Regions from separate parts of the Homo sapiens genome. Here region 2 is linked to region 1. Evidence: read pairs that join two places in POLR2A ChIA-PET (ENCODE). Cell type or tissue: CD4-positive, alpha-beta T cell. All regions are shown on one strand. Links, peaks and the distances in the headings refer to the core of each region. The heading gives the core; the rest is flanking DNA.

Region 1 (2,806 bases), core at 7-2,506:
TATTTCATCCAGAAAACATACATAAAAACAGAACATCATAAAACAATGGATGTCCCTCGTGACTCTCATGTTTATATAGATGCCATTGGAATCCCACGAGGAGTGCCAGATAGATTTAAGGCCCAAAATCAAATAGCTGCAAGTTTGAATCCATGTTGTTCTGGTGGTCAACTCTAAATAAAAATGTAGATTGGGCCGGGAGTGGTGGCACACGCCTGTAATCCCAGCATGTTAGGAGGCTGAGGCGGGTGGATCACAAGATCAGGAGTTTGAGACCAGCCTGACCAACATGGTGACAGCCCCCAGCTACTCAGGAGGCTGAAGGAGAGTAGGTTGAACCCAGGAGGTGGAAGTTGCAGTGAACCATTGCACCATTGCACTCCAGCCTGGGCGACAGAGTGAGACTCCATCTCAAAAAAAACACAAAAAATGTAACCCAGCAACGATTCATTAATTATACTAGGGATGCTATTAAGGGAACAGTTTAACAATTAGGGCCCACCAGTCAAACGGCCTGAGAAAATACAATAGCATTAGACATGATACTAGCGGAGAAAGGTGTAGTTTGTGTCATGATTGGAACCCAGTGTTGTACTTTCATCCCTAATAATACTGCTCCCGATGGAACCATAACAAAGGCCCAAGGACTTACTGCTTTATCCAATGAGCTAGCTAGAAATTCTGGAATAAATGACCCCTTCACGATTTTAATGGAAAAATAGTTCCGCAAATGGAAAGGACTTACGTCCTCAATCTCCTGCCATCAGAATAGGTTTGCTCATTCTTGTAGGATGCTGTATCATACCCTGTATCTGAGGATTAATACAAAAGCTTATTTTAACAGCTCTCACCCACCAAAATCTTCCTCAATCCTCCCTCGCATCATTCAGTTAAGCTTCTAATTTCAGAGGACCAAGAGGAACAAAATCAAGACACGCTAAAACAAGTCTGAAGAGAAATAATTATAAAAATCAAAAGGGGGAAATCGTTAGATACAATGGATTTCTCTTCAAAGTTTTAACTTCCTTGTTCTTTGTTCTTAAGGTCAACTTCCTCATACCTTCCTGCTCCGAGTTACCCGTTCTATAAACAACTTCTCCGGCCAATCTCAACCTGTAACCTGTTCCCTATTTGGAAAAGTCCCCCTCACTCCTAGCAACCAGCTCTGTAAACAAGTTTCCTGCCCTTCCCACAGCTGTAACCCACATGCCTCCTGTTTAAAATAGCCAATCAGGACTAGTTTAGATTGCGCTGTCGACTCCAGCCAATGGGGATAGGACACAGAAGCAGGGACTACTTGTTAGGAATAAAAACCCTTTCTCTCTTTTGTTAGGTGTGCTCTTGCCAGGAATGCCAGCAGCAGCACCCTACGGCAGAAGTAAATTTGCCTTGCTGAGAAATCTTTTGTTCAAGTGCTCGTTTTCTTTGGAACTCCAAGCTCTTATTTCCAACAAAGACCTAGTAATACCAACAGGCCAATGTCAGTCCTAATGACTTATTCTCCCAGTTTTATACCCAACTTGGAAATGGGTCCTGAGGTTAGGCCCAGTTGGACAAATTTTGCGGTGGGGTTTGGCAGATAGAAAGCAGAAACCTCACCTGTTACAAGGCAGACTGAATCAAGCCAAGATCAACACACACTGGTACACGTGGCTCCCAACCTATAGAAAGTTAACAGGTCAAAAGAAGCCATCTGAATGCTGGAAAAAATAGAGAAAGCCCAGTTCCCATGAACAAGCAATAGTCTCTGATAAAGATAAGCAGAAAACAAAGATAGGAGTTATTACTGGGGCCAATGCATCAGACAAAACTGGCCAATAGTGTAGAGATCAACAGGGTCGATCTGATGGGGAAAGAAGCTGTATCATCAGCTGCAAAGGCCACATTTGAGTCGTACAAGAAGTAGGGTGACAAACCCACACTGAAAAGCAGCTACTACCCCCTCCAGAGCCTGTGTCTACTCAGCCAGGGAAGACGTGTTGGCACCACTTACCAATTTTATATGTATATATATATTCTACTTCCAACACCCGCATTCATCCTGGTTCAATCAAAGCCTGGTTTTGGCCAACAATAAACCTGAAATGAAAAAACAGAAAAATGAGCTCCCATCAGCTAGATGCCCAGGGGAGCTGGGACAAAGGAGCTGCTCAAGCTGGCATATCAGACAGAAACTGGCTTAGAAAAGTTAGATCAACATAGTCGATCTGTCGGGGAAAAAAGCTAAGTCATCATATATGCCAGCAGGAAGTTCTTGAGTGAGGAGTAAGATTTGAAAGCCATGAGGAGTAAGATTTGGTTGGTATGCTTCATATTTGCAAATTTGCATTCGGTGTTTGAGCACTTCTGTGTTGTATCCTGTAGCTGGCAATAACTTGGTAGCCAAACCAAACACCCCTGTCTTCAGTGCTTACACTCTGAGTACAGGCCCATGATAGAAGCCAGTGTGGCTGGAAGAGTTGAGGAAGTAGTTGGCATTTACTGAGTTGGGAAGTGAACAAGTACCAAGAGATTGCATTTTAACACAAGTTACCACAAGTTACCTGACAAAAGAACAATCTGGAACAATAAGCTTCACATGTGTTCCCATGAAGCCCAGACTTTGTAAACGCCTCACTCCTGGACTCTAGCAAAAATATTAGTTATGTAGTCGGGCACTGGTTTGAGTGGCTAGTTCAACAGAAAAACACATTTGGCTTTCCAAAATATGTCAATAAATCATCCCTCCACTTGGAAATTTAAGCGCCCCAACACACAGGAAGAATGGAATCCAAAAATATGTTTAAGTGGCATTAAAATGTTAAAC
Region 2 (2,806 bases), core at 209-2,708, 130 kb after region 1:
GAGTGCAAGCCAATAATCCTGTAAATCAGTACAACCAAGGTTATATTGATTAAGTATTCTCAAACAGTAAAACAATTTGGACATTTACATGGGATTTTTTAATCGTGAAATTTGATGTGTTTTGGAACTTATTTCTGACAGCTGTACCATATAGCTTTCACTGATAATGTCTTGGGTTAAATTGTGGCTCCTCTGGTAACCCTCAGAGTAGATTTTGTGCTGTCGACTGTGTATAAATATCTAGAAATCACAGCATATTCTTGGATTTCCTTGTCTGATGCCTAGCAGTGAGCCACCCAGGTCCTTTTATGTAAAGTATCATGAATCCAATTAGCAGAAAGCATGCTATTACATTTTATTTTAGTGAGTATCATTCTCATACCAGAAAAAAACAGTTCTTTGTCGATTCTTTCTTGCAGAAAGCATAACCCCTACTGTAGAACTAAATGCACTGTGCATGAAACTTGGAAAAAAACCAATGTATAAGCCTGTTGACCCTTACTCTCGGATGCAGTCCACCTATAACTACAACATGAGAGGAGGTGCTTATCCCCCGAGGTATGTGTTTTTTTTTTTTTTTTTTTGTAAAATACAGGAGAAAACGTGTCTGATCTTTTACATAAACCAGTACCTCTAGATTGTGGAGGGAGTAATGATTTGGTTTGGGCCTGCCAAGTGTTGAAGTTGGTCTTAATTACTCTTGTGCCTTTGTGCCCCTCCCCCGCCTTTTCTTTTTTTTCTTTCTTTCTTTTTTTTTTTTTTTTTTTTTTTTTTTTTTTTGAGACAGAGTCTTGCTCTGTCACCCAGGCTGGAGTGCAGTGGTGCAGTCTCGGCTCACTGTATCCTCTGCCTCCTGGGTTCAAGTGAGGAGGCTGTCTCAGCCTCCCGAATAGCTGGGATTACAGGCACCTGCCACCACGCCTGGCTGATTTTTTTTTGTATTTTTTAGTAGAGACGGGGTTTTGCCATGTTGGCTGGGGTGGTCTTGAACTCCGGACCTCAGATGATCTGCCCACCTTGGCCTCCCAAAGTGCTGGGATTACAGGCGTGAGCCACCACACCTGGCTGCGCCTCTTTTTTTTTTTTTTAATTCATTGAGACAGGGTCTCCGTATGTTGCCCAGACTGGTCTTGAACTTCTGGGCTCAAGGAGTCCTCCTGTCTTGGCCTCCCGCAGTGCTAGGATTAAAGTGTGAGCCACCACACCCGGCCCTTTGTGCTTCTTTTTTTTTTTTTTTTTCTGAGACGGAGTCTCGCTCTGTTGCCCAGGCTGGAGTGCAGTGGCATGATCTCGGCTCACTGCAAGCTCTGCCTCCCGGGTTCATGCTATTCTCCTGCCTCAGCCTCCCAAGTAGCTGGGACTACAGGCGCCTGCCACCACACCCGGCTAATTTTTTGTATTTTTAGTAGAGACGGGGTTTCACCTTGTTAGCCAGGATAGTCTCAATCTCCTGACCTCATGATCCGCCCACCTCGGCCTCCCAAAGTGCTGGGATTACAGGCATGAGCCACCACGCCCGGCTCCTTTGTGCTTCTTTAACTACTGCTCTTGGGTAGGGCCTGAGCATATTTCTTGCTGGCAGTGTGGCTTGTGCCCTCAAGCAGCCTGGCTAAAGATAACCCTTGTAACTGCTTTGTGTAACTGAATCATATTTAAACATGATTCCCATAGCATCATGATTCCTGCAAGACAATGATTCCCAGCATTTGTAGATTACCTGATTATTGGGTACTTTTTGACTTTTGAACTTGTGCGTTTTGTAAATAGCTTTGGTGCAATAAAATATTAATTGAAACCTGAAAATGCCATGGATTAAAAATCTTCTGCTGGCAGTAATAAGACATTAGTGGAGGCCAGGTGTGGTGGCTCACGCCTGTAATCCCAGCTCTTTGGGAGGCCAAGGCAGGCGGATCATGAGGTCAGGAGTTTGAGACCAGCCTGGCCAACATGGTGAAACCCTGTCTCTACTAAAAATACTAAAAATACAGGCATGGTGGCAGGTGCCTGTAATCCCAGCTACTCGGGAGGCTGAGGCAGGAGAATCGCTTGAACCCAGGAAGCGGAGGTTGCAGTGAGCCGAGATCGCACCACTGCACTCCAGCCTGGGCAACAAGAGAAACTCCATCTCACAAAAAAAAAAAAAAAAAAAAGACATTAGTGGATAGATGATGAGCAAAATGGAATTCTTCATTTCCCTGCTCTCTGTTGGGGGATAGTCATTTTAAAAATATAAGCTATGAAATGGATAAGAAACTGGGTTCTGCTAGGGAAATGGATAAGAAACTGGGTTCTGCTAGGTAGGCTACAGCTTATTGGGATTTCTTGAAATGAGGGTCCTTTTGAAAGACTTGTGCATTAAAATTCCCAGCCTCCTATTGGAGACATGCAAATTTAAAGCTAAGGTTTGAGAAGGCAGAGCAAGCCAAGTTTTTGTCTCAGCCAAAGCCTAATTCATTTTAGATTTTGTCAGTGCAGGTTAGTGTGATAAACTCATAATTTATAAGCCATTGTATTTTGTGAGATGTAAGTTTGGATTGCTAAACACTCTTTGCTTATACTGTGTAGCAATTCTAATCCAGTTTAAGCTTTTATGAAATCTCTGGATATATTGATGAAGAGTGATTAGCATCAAACACTAATGTGAGTAGGATCGTGATGAAGGAAATACTTGCATTTGCCAGAGAGTGTATAGGTGACTTATCAACTTGAGACTGTAATTTGCCTAACCTCCTTTTATTTCTAGGTACTTTTACCCATTTCCAGTTCCACCTTTACTTTATCAAGTGGAACTTTCTGTGGGAGGACA

The links. ChIA-PET counts read pairs that join two places held together with the same protein. Peaks named below come from ENCODE experiments on the same cell type or tissue, not always from the same donor. Only the 100,000 strongest peaks of a DNase experiment are listed, where the experiment ranks them.
Region 2: POLR2A ChIA-PET joins it to region 1 with 6 read pairs; 6 of 35 experiments call an interaction of 5 or more read pairs at or near these places.

What each region holds. Positions count from the first base shown.
Region 1 is chr20:49,279,758-49,282,563 of GRCh38, reverse strand. ZFAS1 (ZNFX1 antisense RNA 1) reads right to left here. Exons shown (of 4, transcript NR_036658.2): 3 at 1,994-2,079. SNORD12B (small nucleolar RNA, C/D box 12B) reads right to left here and starts at 2,251; the gene lies at 2,149-2,251. SNORD12 (small nucleolar RNA, C/D box 12) reads right to left here and starts at 1,881; the gene lies at 1,792-1,881. In CD4-positive, alpha-beta T cell, for the core only: no CTCF peak of the experiment used is centred there; a DNase peak (open chromatin) is centred at 1,143; H3K4me3 peaks cover 439 bases; H3K27ac peaks cover 554 bases.
Region 2 is chr20:49,151,685-49,154,490 of GRCh38, reverse strand. It overlaps STAU1 (staufen double-stranded RNA binding protein 1), which reads left to right. Exons shown (of 14, transcript NM_017453.4): 4 at 420-558; 5 at 2,744-2,806. Among named protein-coding and RNA genes, the nearest start is that of STAU1, 35 kb to the left of the region's middle. In CD4-positive, alpha-beta T cell, for the core only: no CTCF peak of the experiment used is centred there; no DNase peak of the experiment used is centred there.